Linked DNA regions of Homo sapiens: region 1 is linked to region 2. Evidence: chromatin contacts called from ENCODE Hi-C data. All regions are on one chromosome and are shown on one strand. Each heading gives the region's core, a stretch centred on a gene start or an enhancer-like site at or near the end of the contact. The rest is flanking DNA. Distances are from core to core; before and after follow the strand shown. Region 1 holds the start of KLRB1 (killer cell lectin like receptor B1). Region 2 holds the start of PZP (PZP alpha-2-macroglobulin like).

Region 1 (6,898 bases), core at 3,161-5,660, 400 kb after region 2:
CCTCCGCCTCCCAGGTTCAAGCAATTCTCTTGCCTCAACCTCCCGAGTAGCTGGGATTACAGGCATGCGCCACCATGCCCGGCTAATTTTGTATTTTTTTTTTTTTTTTTTAGTAGAGACGGGTTTCTCCATGTTGGTCAGGCTGGTCTCGAACTCCCAACCTCAGGTGATCCACCCGCCTCAGCCTCCCAAAGTGCTGGGATTACATACGTGAGCCACCGCACCCAGCCTAATTCTATTACTAACATGAATTTAGTAATTTTCATTACTAAAGGCTAACATTGATTAAGAACAGTCTTTCCGATCTAGCAAATCTGAATGTGAACATGTTATTTTGGAAAATACGTTCAACCTTCATAACCCACAGATTTCCTCATCTGTGAAATGTGGAATATTATCTATGTCATAATATTTTGGAGAGGATTATATGAAACAATTCTTCTAAATGCTGGGCACAGTGTCTGGCACATGGTAACTGTTCAATGAACAGCAGTTCTTTTTTTCTAAAAGTTGTTTTTTTTTTTTAACTATAGGTAAAAGGCAACTTGGTGACTTTTAAAAATCGTTATTCATTCATGCTAAAATGTAAGGAGTTGAGTGGAGTGTACTGTGTCTGGGAGGAATGTACTCCTGTACTGTGTTTCTGTGGCACCACGTGACATTAGAATTAATGAAGTTACAATGAATCACTACAGGGGTCCGGCGGACGTTAGCTATCTGGAAATACCTACCTATGGCTGTTCTCCATTTGAGTTTAAAAAGTATGTGAAATCATCTCATTTCATTATTCTAAACCTTCCAATGGCTTTTCATCAGGCAAATCTGAGTCTGTAGAATGGCTCATATGTCCCTATTTAAGCTGGCGCCCACTTCTGTTGGATGTTATCACTCACATCTCTCTGGTTTTGTTGACTGCCTTAGACACAATCACCATGCTACAGAGTGACCATAGCCTCAACAGTTTAGCCAGAGTCCAATAGTGGTTTCACATTTTGCCCTCACCCCATCTGGCCTCCATACGCTCACTCTCCACGCAGATGCCTCCTACAATACCACAGGCGTGTTTTCATTTCGATGTGTTTGCACTTGTTGGTCACCTTCCTAGAAGGCTTCTCTCTCAGGGGCTTATGTCTTTGTCCCTCACTTCTGTCAGGTTTTGACTCAATGTCATCTTCTCAGGGAGGCCTTCCTTGATTATTCTGTTTGATATGCTACCCTCCCCGAAAGTTAAATCCTATATTCAAATCTTTCTCAATAACATTAACACCGTCTCATCTTTTATACTGACTTAGTTATTTGTTTATTTTATTGATGGTGTGCCTCCATTTTTTTAATTTTTATTTTTTATTATACTTTAAGTTCTAGGGTACATGGGCACAATGTGCAGGTTTGTTACATATGTATACATGTGCCATGTTGGTTTGTTGCACCCGTTAACTCGTCATTTACATTAGGTATTTCTCCTAGTGCTATCCCTTCTCCCTACCCCCACCCCACAACAGGCCCTGGTGTGTGATGTTCCCTGCCCTGTGTCCATGTGTTCTCATTGTTCAATTCCCACTATGAGTGAGAATATGCGGTGTTTGGCTTTCTGTCCTTGTGATAGTTTGCTCAGAATGATGGTTTCCAGCCTCATCCATGTCCCTACAAAGGACATGAAATCATCCTTTTTTATGGCTGCACAGTATTCCATGGTGTATATGTGCCACATTTTCTCAATCCAGTCTATCAATGATGGACATTTGGGTTGGTTCCAAGTCTTTGCTATTGTGAATGCTGCCGCAATAAACATACGTGTGCATGTGTCTTTATAGCAGCATGATTTATTATCCTTTGAGTATATACCCAGTAGTGGGATCACTGGGTCAAATGGTATTTCTAGCTCTAGATCCTTAAGGAATCGCCATACTGTCTTCCACAAGTGTGCCTCTATTTTACTATAAACTCTATGAAGGAAAATAATTTTCTCTATTTTGTTCACTGCTGTATTCACAGCATGCCTGGTGCAGAGTAGGAGCTTATTTTTTAATGAATGAATAAACTCTAGGGGCATTTTTGCAAACACCTTATCCACTTTTCTAACAGACCAAACCCTTGGCCATTTGGCCATAAGCAAGATCGGTTATCACTCACATCTCTCCTTCTGGTTTTGTTGACTGCCTTAGACACAATCACCGTGCTTGCTACAGAGTGACCACAGCCTCAGCAGTTTAGCCAGAGACCAATAGTGGTTTTACTGTCATTCAATATCAGACCAGTGTTCTATAGTCACATATTTTGCTCTGGCTTTATTCTACTCTTATTTTTTCTTCAGGTTTACTCTCAGAATGACATTTTATAGGATAATTATTACAATCCAAGTAGAAAAAATTTCTGCATCCATTGGTTTGGGATCATAGCAACATTTGGGAAGAGTCTCACTACCTCTATATTCATTTTCTGACAAAAGCCCACTTTCCACCTTTTGCTAGATATGAATAGAGGAAAAGAAAGACTTACTCTTTTCTTTAAAAAAAAATGTTACTCAACCAAATCCTCCCTATAGTTATTAGAACCCTCTGATTTCCTCTACTCTTATGTGAAAATTATACTGAAACTTAATTGACGGCTCTAAGACTTTCTTCTTGACTTAAAACTTTGAGAATTCAATAGTTTAAAACTTAAACAGTCTTAAAACAGCACAAGTCAAATGCTTGGCATGACATGGAATGAATATCAGATTGGTAAACAATTGTAATATTATCAATGATAGTAAATTCAGTTAGATATCAGAAAATAATAATGTGTCATAATAATTTCATGCTGATTTTCTGCCTCAGTTTCTAGTTTCTTCCCATCCATCCACAGGCCATGCTATCCATCATGTGTTACCTCACATTGGTGTTCCCCGCTTCTTTCACTCAGAATGCTAACTCTTCAGAGACACAGGAAAGTGCCAGTTTCAACAAATGGTAAGTAGGTTCGTTACTGATATGCTCGAGTATTTTTGTGGCTTGTCTCTTTCTAAGCTGTGATACTTTTCAAACTAGAAACTATCAGGTAGTAATGATATTCAAATCTTTGATCTTGAATATGATTTTTTTTCCAGAAAGTGTTCCCCTCTCTTGAGAGAGTGAAGTATGTTACTCATTAAGCCTACACTTTATATATATATATATAAAATATATAAAATATATGTATAAAAAGTATATATATATATATAAAATATATAAAATATATGTATAAAAAGTATATATATATATATATATATATATATTTTTTTTTTTTTTTTGAGATAGTCTTGCTGTGTCACCCAGGCTGGAGTACAGTGGCACAATTACAGCTCACTGCAGCCTTGATCTCTTGGGCTCAAGCAATCCTCTCACCTCAGCCTCCCGAGTAGCTAGGACCACAGGCACGTGCCCCACACTTGGCTATTTTTTTGTATTGTTTGTAGAGATGAGGTTTTGCCACATTGCCCAGGCTGGCCTTAAACTCCTGGACTCAAGCAAATCACCTTAGCCTACCAAAGTGTTGGGATTACAGGCATGAGCCACTGCAACTGGCCTACACGTTGTATTCTGAAAGGAATATTATGGATGAAAATGCACTGGGACTTAATCATAGTATTGATATTTTGTAGAGGAATTTGGAATAACGTAGGTTGTTATTACAGCAAGTTTGCAATGTGTCTTAAATATTCCTTAGTTCATACATGTAAAATATTTTTCCTTCCTTCCTTCCATCCTTCCTTCCTTCCTCCTTCTCTTTTTCTTTCTTTCCTTTCCTTTCTCTCTCTTTCTTTTTCTTTCTCTCCTTTCTTTCTTTCTTCTTTTCTTTCTCTTTCTTTCCTTTCTTTCTTTCTTTCTTCCTTTCTTTCTTTCTTTCTTTCTTTCTTTCTTTCTTTCTTTCTTTCTTTCTTTTCTTTCTTTCTTTCTTTCTTCCTTCTTTCCATCCCTGTAGAGCAGGGGTAACCAATAGGCAGTGTGCCCAGGGTAGCCTAAAGTGTTCAGAGTCTTTTAACCAAGGCTCAGTAAGACAAGTGATGTTTGCTTTTCATGCTAACTTGATTGAAAAAAATAAATGTATGAGGTTTAAATTTTTTTTCCCAAAGTTGTGATTATCTACAGGCAAGCCATGCAACACCCGTTAAACATTAATATAAAACTACTGCTCATCTTTAAAGCAATGATTTAAAGCCATAAATGTAACAGGAAGATCTAATTCTGGAAGACATACAAATGCCGAAAGGAAAATTAAAGCCACTTACCCCGAGGAAGAGATGAAGGTGAAGAACTTTCTGGGCCTGAGTCTGTGGGTAAGTTTAACTCAGCATATATTGCTTGTTGGTCCATGGCAGACAGAGGAAGGTGGCATTAAACTTGTGTGTAAGAACAAACTCTCAATTCTGTGAGGCAAAATCAGCAAAAGGAAGCTTTCTGCCTGCAGTACTTTGTTGTCTCTCTTTTGTCCCCACCCACATACACTTTTTGTTGGTGGTTATCTCCATAAATTACTGAGACAATCCACTGACTGCATGTTCATTATACCTAGCTATGTAATATCTACTTTCCTTAATTAACTGGCCTGTTGTTTGAGAAAATTCTGGGAGGCTCATTTGTTCTTGTTTTTCTAACCATCCCTTTTGTGTTCCTCTCTCAGGGCCAGGACCAGAGTGAAGCAAATGAGGCATAGCCTGGGGTTCCAATTTAAGGGGCCCCCAACAAAACTCACTAATTAACAGAAATAATATTTAGCACAATTTTGTAAAAGTAAAAATTAATGCAAAAAAGTCCATAATGCTATTCAAAGGCTCTAAAATCTTCCTGAAATATCTGTGCTCCAAAGAAAGTTGTGAAATGTGAAAAATGGAAACATAAATGTGAGAAAGCCCCCTGAATAACACAACAGAAAAAGCAATGTGCTAAAGATCAGTAGCCTACTGTTAGCTTAGCTCTAAAGGCACTCTTGGATATGATAGCATTTTCACATAAGTAAAAGTATTTGGAAACTGCCAGAATTGTAGGAAGTGGAGTATATGGAATTTTTTATCTCTTTGAAAGACTTTCTTTTTTTTTCAAGGTGATTATAGTATGTGTCTACTTTTTTTTTTTTACCTTTTTTTATTATTATTATACTTTAAGTTCACAATGTACAGGTTTGTTACATATGTATACATGTGCCATGTTGGTGTGCTGCACCCGTTAACTTGTCATTTACATTAGGTATATCTCCTAATGCTATCCCTCCCCCCTCCCCCCACCCCACGACAGGCCCCGGTGTGTGGTGTTCCCCTCCCTGTGTCCAAATATTCTCATTGTTCAATTCCAACCTATGAGTGAGAACATGCGGTGTTTGGTTTTCTGTCCTTGCAATAGTTTGCTCAGAATGATGGTTTCCAGCTTCATCCATGTCCCTACAAAGGACATGAACTCATCCTTTTTTATGGCTGCATACTATTCCATGGTGCATATGTGCCATATATTCTTAATCCAGTCTATCATTGATAGACATTTGGGATGGTTCACGAGTCTTTGCTATTGTGAATAGTGCCACAATAAACATATGTGTGCATGTGTCTTTATAGCAGCGTGATTTATAATCCTTTGGGTATATACCCAGTAATGAGATGGCTGGGTCAAATTCTAGTTCTAGTCCCTCGAGGAATCGCCACACTGTCTTCCACAATGGTTGAACTAGTTTAGAGTCCCACCAACAGTGTAAAAGTGTTCCTATTTCTCCACATCCTCTCCAGCACCTGTTTTTTCCTGACTTTTTAATGACTGTCATTCTAACTGGTGTGAGATGGTATCTCATTGTGGTTTAGATTTGCATTTCTCTGATGGCCAGTGATGATGAGCATTTTTTCATGTGTCTGTTGCCTGCATAAATGTTTTCTTTTGAGAAGTGTCTGTTCATATCCTTTGCCCATTTTTTGATGGGGTTGGTTGATTTTTTCTTGTAAATTTATGTAAGTTCTTTGTAGATTCTGGATATTAGCCGTTTGTCAGATGGGTAGATTGTAAAAATTTTCTCCCATTCTGTAGGTTGTCTGTTCACTCTGATGGTAGTTTCTTTTGCTGTGCAGAAGCTCTTTAATTTAGTTAGATCCCATTGGTCAATTTTGGCTTTTGTTGCCATTGTTATTGGTGTTTTAGTCATGAAGTCCTTCCCATGCCTGTTGCCTGAATGGTATTGCCTAGGTTTTCTTCTAGGGTTTTTATGGTTTTAGATCTAACATTTAAGTTTTTAATCCATCTTGAATTAATTTTTTATAAGGTGTAAGGAAGGGATCCAGTTTCAGCTTTCTATATATGGCTAGCCAGTTTTCCCAGCACCATTTATTAAATAGGGAATCCTTTCCCCATTTCTCGTTTTTGTCAGATTTGTCAAAGATCAGATGGTTGTAGATATGTGGTATTATTTCCGGGGGCTCTGTTCTGTTCCATTGGTCTATATCTCTGTTTTGGTACCAGTACCATGTTGTTTTGGTTGCTGTTGCCTTGGAGTATAGTTTGAAGTCAGGTAGCGTGATGCCTCCAGCTTTGTTCTTTTGACTTAGGTTTGTCTTGGCAATGTGGGACCTTTTTTGGTTCCATATGAACTTTAAAGTAGTTTTTTCCAATTCTGTGAAGAAAGTCATTGGTAGCTTGATGGGGATGGCATTGAATCTATAAATTACCTTGGGCAGTATGGCCATATTCACAATACTGATTCTTCCTATCCGTAAGCATAGAATGATCTTCCATTTATTTGTGTCCTCTTTTATTTCATTGAGCAGTGGTTTGTATTTCTCCTTGAAGAGGTCCTTCACCTCTTTCAAAGATTTTCAGGCATAGAACCTTAGAGCAAGACCTTAGGTGGATTGGGTTCCAAGATGGCCAAATAGGAACAGCTCCAGTCTATAGCTCCCAGCGTG
Region 2 (6,002 bases), core at 46-2,545:
ACTCCTTATTTCTGCTTTCTGCGCTTTGGCCTGAAGAAGGCTATTTGTGTTAGATGGATAAGGGTAACACACAGAGCAGAGGGACCCCTTATCCCTTTCCCGATTTGGGACTCTGAAGACTTCCCTGTATCAGTCTGGAATACAGGAGACACGATAGGCATCTAGAAGTGCAGTGTGGGTATGCAAGAGAGAGGTAGAAGTTTAACCTCTCCAGGACACCTCAGTGCCTATGTGCTATTATTGGACCCAAGAGTTCTCACCATTCTCTGGAAGAAATGTAAAGGCAGCTGGGTTAAGGCCAGGGACCTTAAATGGCCTGGACTGCAAAGGGGCAAGGTGACCCTGCATCACAGGCTGTGTTGAAACAATAGCCATAGTATTTGAGGCAGGATGCAAAGGTAGGAGTTCTATGGGATATGAAACAGCTGAAGTGAGACAGTCAGTTAGAGAGGACTGTTGGGTCCTGAACACACAAGAGAAACCAGATGGCTAAACTTCAACAGTGCATGCCAGCAAGTAAGGAGAAGTCAGACTGACAGTAGCCAAGAAGGACGGAGAACTTTGAGACCAAGGACTCTGACAGTTTTCTCTATTAGGAGTTAATGGAGACCACAGTTCTCTAGACACTATAGAGGAGAGGAACTGGGGAGAGGTGGAAAAGAAGTCTTACAATTATTGAGTTGTACCAACTTACAACTGGATAGGGTTAAAATTATTTTCCCTGCTTTGGTCCCCCACTGGGGGCTGTTGGTGAAGACTTGATACATGATTGAAAAATAAAGGAGCTATACTTTCTGTATATATATATATGGCCTACAATACATGTTAAGTTGCACTTCACTATATATTTCGAATATCTCTATATTCAGTGCCTTCCATCCAAAAGAACTGTTCTGTGAAGTTGGGATCTAGTGTTTTATTTAATCATGCTTCCTAGTGACTAATCGTATTTATGACTCTGATTGGCCCAGTGTAGAAAAAATGATTTCAAGAATAGAGGATAAATGAAAGACAAACAAGGGATTAACTGGAATAATTTCTTATATTTGGAAGGTATTGTAATGAGTGGAAAGGTGGCATTTACAAAGGAAGGCAAAGCGAAGACACAAGGGAGAGACTGAAACGCACTCTGGAGGAAGGGGTCTTGAGTGAGACTTACGGTTCTGTAGAGTTTGAGTCACTGGCAGAAAGCAGGATAAGAAGTAGCACAAGACATAAATGAAGAAGTCTGTCTTTCCGCATTGTGAGGGATAAATCTCAGGGTTGTGTCCAACTCTCTGCCCTCAGCCTCGCCCTGGAGACCAGCTGAGTTTACCAGGCTTTATGTGGCCACTATGTACAAACAAGCCCCACCCCAAGGCCTCTGAATAGAGTTCAGAATTGAGCACAGATTCCCTAAAAGGGTCATTACTCTCAGTGGTTGCCTCATTTTTCTCAAGGCTAAATTCTGATAGGTACTGAGGCATGTCTGGAAGATAAAATTTGTATTCCATTTAGAATGAGCTTTGACAGCAAACCTCCTGATAAGGAACCTTCAACCTACCTTTCTCCATCTCTTTCAAAATCCTTACAAGCAGGTGACAAAGGATGCTGACAAAGAATGTCAGGGACATGTTACCATGATAGTAGCTCATGCATTGCAGATTCATTTCTGGGACTGAGTGAGTTATAACTATAGACTTTAGGGTTTTTGGGTTTTCTTTTTTAGCAGTTGATTGAGTACATGGTCCTGGAAGAAAGTGATATAAAATAAGGATTTCAAGAGTAGAGGATCAATGAAAGATAAAAGAGATAAAAGATCAAAGAGATTTTAGAAAGGAGTTATCAAAGATCACACTTGTCTATTTCACAGCATTGACCTGATCAGATTCTTAGTTGATCCTATCTGTCCTTGTTACTGTCTGAGCACTCTAACGTTTGAGTCCCTTAAACCATGTCATTGACTTTATCTGAGATTTTTTTTTTGAGCCATACTGTGTGCTAAGTGCTATTCTGGTGATGAAAATACAATATTGAACAGGATATTCAGTATCCATGCTCTCATAGAACTTGTAGTACAATGATGATCACATATAAACCACCAGCAGATTTAATGCCATCCTTAGACTGCAGACATTGGTGTCTGTTTACATACTGTATTGCTTGAAACTTTTTAAATCAACTTTCTTTCTCTTTCTCCATATTTCAGCCTAATCATCCCTTCTTTGGAGAGCAAATTCCTGGCCACACTGCTGAAAGTGGATTCCTTCCTATTAGTTTTTATTTCACATCTTTGTTTCTTTTGTCACATTATCATAGAATGAAATAATTTCTTTTAAATTATGAAATGTTATATATATATATACTCACAAATATAGAGAGCAAGATAAAAGACACTCGTACCTTACATGCACCCAACTTTAATAAAATTAAACACTTGCCAAGTTTGTTTAAGGTCATTTCTTCTTAAGAAATGAAAGATGGCAATGGTAGTGCTCTTTTAAAATTTGTCTAGAAGCTTTTCCAGTTTTTACCAGATCCACCAACCCAAAAAAAGAAATAAATCAAGACAAATATGGTTGGAGTTTCCTTTGTAATTCTCTCCAATCTCATTTCCCTTCCAATGTTGTGGGATTAGGAAGTTGATATGTATTCTTCAAGATGTGTTTATGTTTTTAATCCATATTTATGTAAATAATATATAGCATAATTTTGTGTTTTGTATTTTATATGTATAAGTGGTATGCACATATTGTAAAATATGTCATCACTATTATGGTTTTAAGACTTATTAGCATTGATAATGAGGATAAAATTTATTAATTTTAATGACCATCTATACGACATTCTATTGTATGAATGTGGCCGAACCTGTTACTCTATTCCCCTAGTGCTGAATTTTGGATTCTTCATAGTTTTCAACATTACAAATAATACTGCTACAAATACGGTATGTCTACTTAAGCATATTTGCAAGACTTTCTCTAGGGTATATAGCAGAGATTGGGTTATAGGCTATATATGTATGTACATCTTGAAATCTATCAGATTGGTAAATTGCTCTTCAGAGTATTACATGGATTTGAATACCCATCTGCAACAGTGGATATTTTCAGTTTATTATATATTTACCATCGTTTTACTCTGCTAGGCATTTTACTTTTTATCAATCTGATGAGTGAAGCAGTATCTTGCCTTAATTTTCATTATTAATGACTTTACACATCTTTTCATATGTTTATGGACCATTTGAATTCTACCATCAGTTTGATATCTCAACACAATATGTAAAGGGTCTATCAGGAACATCTCCTTGCCCCAGTTTCATGAGCCTTGGACTCTAGACGCTGCAATTTTATTTACTAAAGGCTTTAAAATGTGCTTCTAAATCTCTCAGCCAAATATTCTGGAGCTGTTAAATACCCTAAGGGGAAAGTGCCCTTAAACACAGAATTGCCCCTTTGGGTTGCTATGTTGCTTCTGAACTTTGGATTCATAATTCTTCACAGTCTTTGCTTTTCAATACCTCCAGTGAATATATATATAACCAACCATTCCTAATTTAAGTGGGAAGTTTGGTCTCAATTACCTTGTATACCATTACTGGAAAGGAAAGTCTTAAGTGTGTATTTTTATTTTATATAAAGAGTATTGGAAAAAGACCTTGCCTGTTTCTTATTCTTTTTAGTTATTGCTAGTTTTAAAACATCCTCCCATGTTTATATGTTTATATGTATGTATTTTATTAATTGCATTTTATTACAGTATAGCCCTCTTTGGTGATCATCCAAGAGGTTTAATGTTTCCACTCTCCTAATGATAAAAACAGGATTGTCTCTATTGTCCTGCCATGAGGAAATAATGCTTTGATAAATATCTTTTTACATATACCCTTTGAGACAGGTAAATCCTCTTGCAAGACGCATACACAGGAGTGAGATTGTTGTATGAGAGGCATGTACTTAAGTGACTAAATAGTGACAAATAACTCTCCAGAATGGTTGCATCACACCACAATTCTACCAGTAGTGCATGAGGATTTTCGTATCCCCATATTGCCACCAATACTCTAGCTTTTACATTTTTCTTCCAGTATTCCTTTAAATAAGCTTTCTGCTCATTTCCCTCTTTTCTCCTTCTAGGACTCCCATAATATGTGTATTTGCATGCTTGATGGTATTCCATAGGTCCCTTATACTTTCTTCACTCTTCTTTAATTTTTTTTCTTTTTTCACCTTTAATTAACTATTTACATGACCTGTCTTCAAGTTACTAATTCTTTCTTTTGTGTGACTGTGTTTGCTGTTGAAGCTCTCCATTAAAATATTCAGTTCTGTTCTTATATAATTTTTGTGTGTTTTTTCTTAATGGTTTCTATTTCTTTATTAAACTTCTCATTTTGTTCATACATTGTTTTTCTAATTTTATTTAGTTGTCTATCTGTGTTTTCTTGCATCTTACTGAGCATCTTTAAGATGATTATTTTGAATTTTGGGGGGAAATTTGTAGATCTCCATTTGGGGTGGAGATTAGTTACTGGAACTTCATTGGTTTCCTTTGGTGGTATTATGTTTGCCTGGTTCATCATTATCTGTGTAACTTTGCATTGGTTTCTATGCATCTGAAGGAGCAAACACCTTTTCCCATCTTTATAGACTGGTTTTACAGGTAAAGATCCTCAGGATCCTCCTGTTGGGTTCCCAGGATTGACAAGATTGCTTCCAGAATTGTGGTCAACTGGAGGTAGAGCCAGGTCACATGGTTTTGCTGGGTCAACAGTGAGGTCTGTGGTTGGCAGGCCTGTTAACTGGGGCTCTAGTAGGCTTAGATTCTGTCTGTTCCCTGGGTAAATTGGACTGCCTCCTAGACCTTGGTCAGTAGGTCTGGCACTGGGATGAGGGTCTACTTTAGAGTCCACAGATTGTAGGCTAGTTACGAGATATGTGGATGAATGTGGCTTCCTCTGGGTCCTTAGGAGGGCTCCTACTGGGTCACTGGGTAGGTTCCTAGGCAGACAGTGCTGGTCCAGATTGCAGCTGAGAGAAAAGAGAACCAAGTAACAGGGCTGCCTCAGGGCCTACAGCTGAGACCCAGGTCTTCAGGCCTGCCTCTGGGTTCATGAATGGGCATGTGTCCCACTGGGTCCCTGAGTGGGCAGGCCTGCTCTCAAATCACAGATGAGAGGGCCTGGAGCCAGTATACAGTGCTGTTTTAAGATCCACAGTGGGACCAAGTTCAGCCTACCAGGGCACTTGTGAGCATTTCTCCCATTAGGTCCCTGTGAGGGCAAGACTGCTCTTAGACTGCATCATAGAGGAGCTGGTACCAGATTTCAAGGCCATTTTAGGATTCACTGTATAAGAAAGAAAGTAGCCAATCATCTTTTCTAGTTTTTTTATGTTAGTTATTTTCTTTCATTAAATGTTATAACTAATATGTATAGTTGAGGCCATGGTAGAAACAGTAGTGACAAAAAACATAACTGTCTATGCAAGATAATAGGACAAATGTTTTCCAAATGAGGAAAAGAGTAGTTTTGTCTTAAAATATCTGATTTTTCCAGAATGTGAAATGGGACAGTGAAAGAGAAAATCTGAATGAATGTGCAATAAAGTTTGCAGGAAAGGAAATTATTTCCTTCATTTATAACATTGAATCTGAAAAAAAAAACCAGTAAATTTTTTCCATAGTTGGCTATTTTTTACAATTTTTAAATGGACACAAATTCCCATTACATAACATTTATTACATTACAGTGTACAATTCAGTGGCTGTTAGTATGCTCATGGTGTTATGTAATTATTACCACTATGAAATTATGGAACATTTCCATCACCCCCAAAAGAAACTACATACATGTTAGTAGTCACTTCCTATTTTCAACAAGTAGAAATACTAATTCGTGCATTCTCTGCAAACACTAATCTACTTTATATTTTTATGAATTTACCTATTTGGACATTTCATATTAATAGAATCATAATATATGTGGCCTATGTTGTGTGGCTTCTTTCACATAGCGT

The links. Hi-C counts contacts between places; a loop is a spot of excess contacts on that map.
Region 1: a loop to region 2 is called in a map of Right ventricle myocardium superior, with 7 times the contacts of the local background. The contact joins the promoter of KLRB1 here to the promoter of PZP in region 2. A Hi-C loop is called at or near these places in 1 of 168 maps with a recorded cell type or tissue (Right ventricle myocardium superior).

Annotation. Positions count from the first base shown.
Region 1 is chr12:9,603,506-9,610,403 of GRCh38, forward strand. It overlaps KLRB1 (killer cell lectin like receptor B1), which reads right to left and starts at 4,411. Exons shown (of 6, transcript NM_002258.3): 1 at 4,250-4,411. The coding sequence starts at 4,334.
Region 2 is chr12:9,207,100-9,213,101 of GRCh38, forward strand. PZP (PZP alpha-2-macroglobulin like) reads right to left here and starts at 1,296. Exons shown (of 36, transcript NM_002864.3): 1 at 1,160-1,296. The coding sequence starts at 1,242. It also overlaps a transcript of KLRG1 not described here.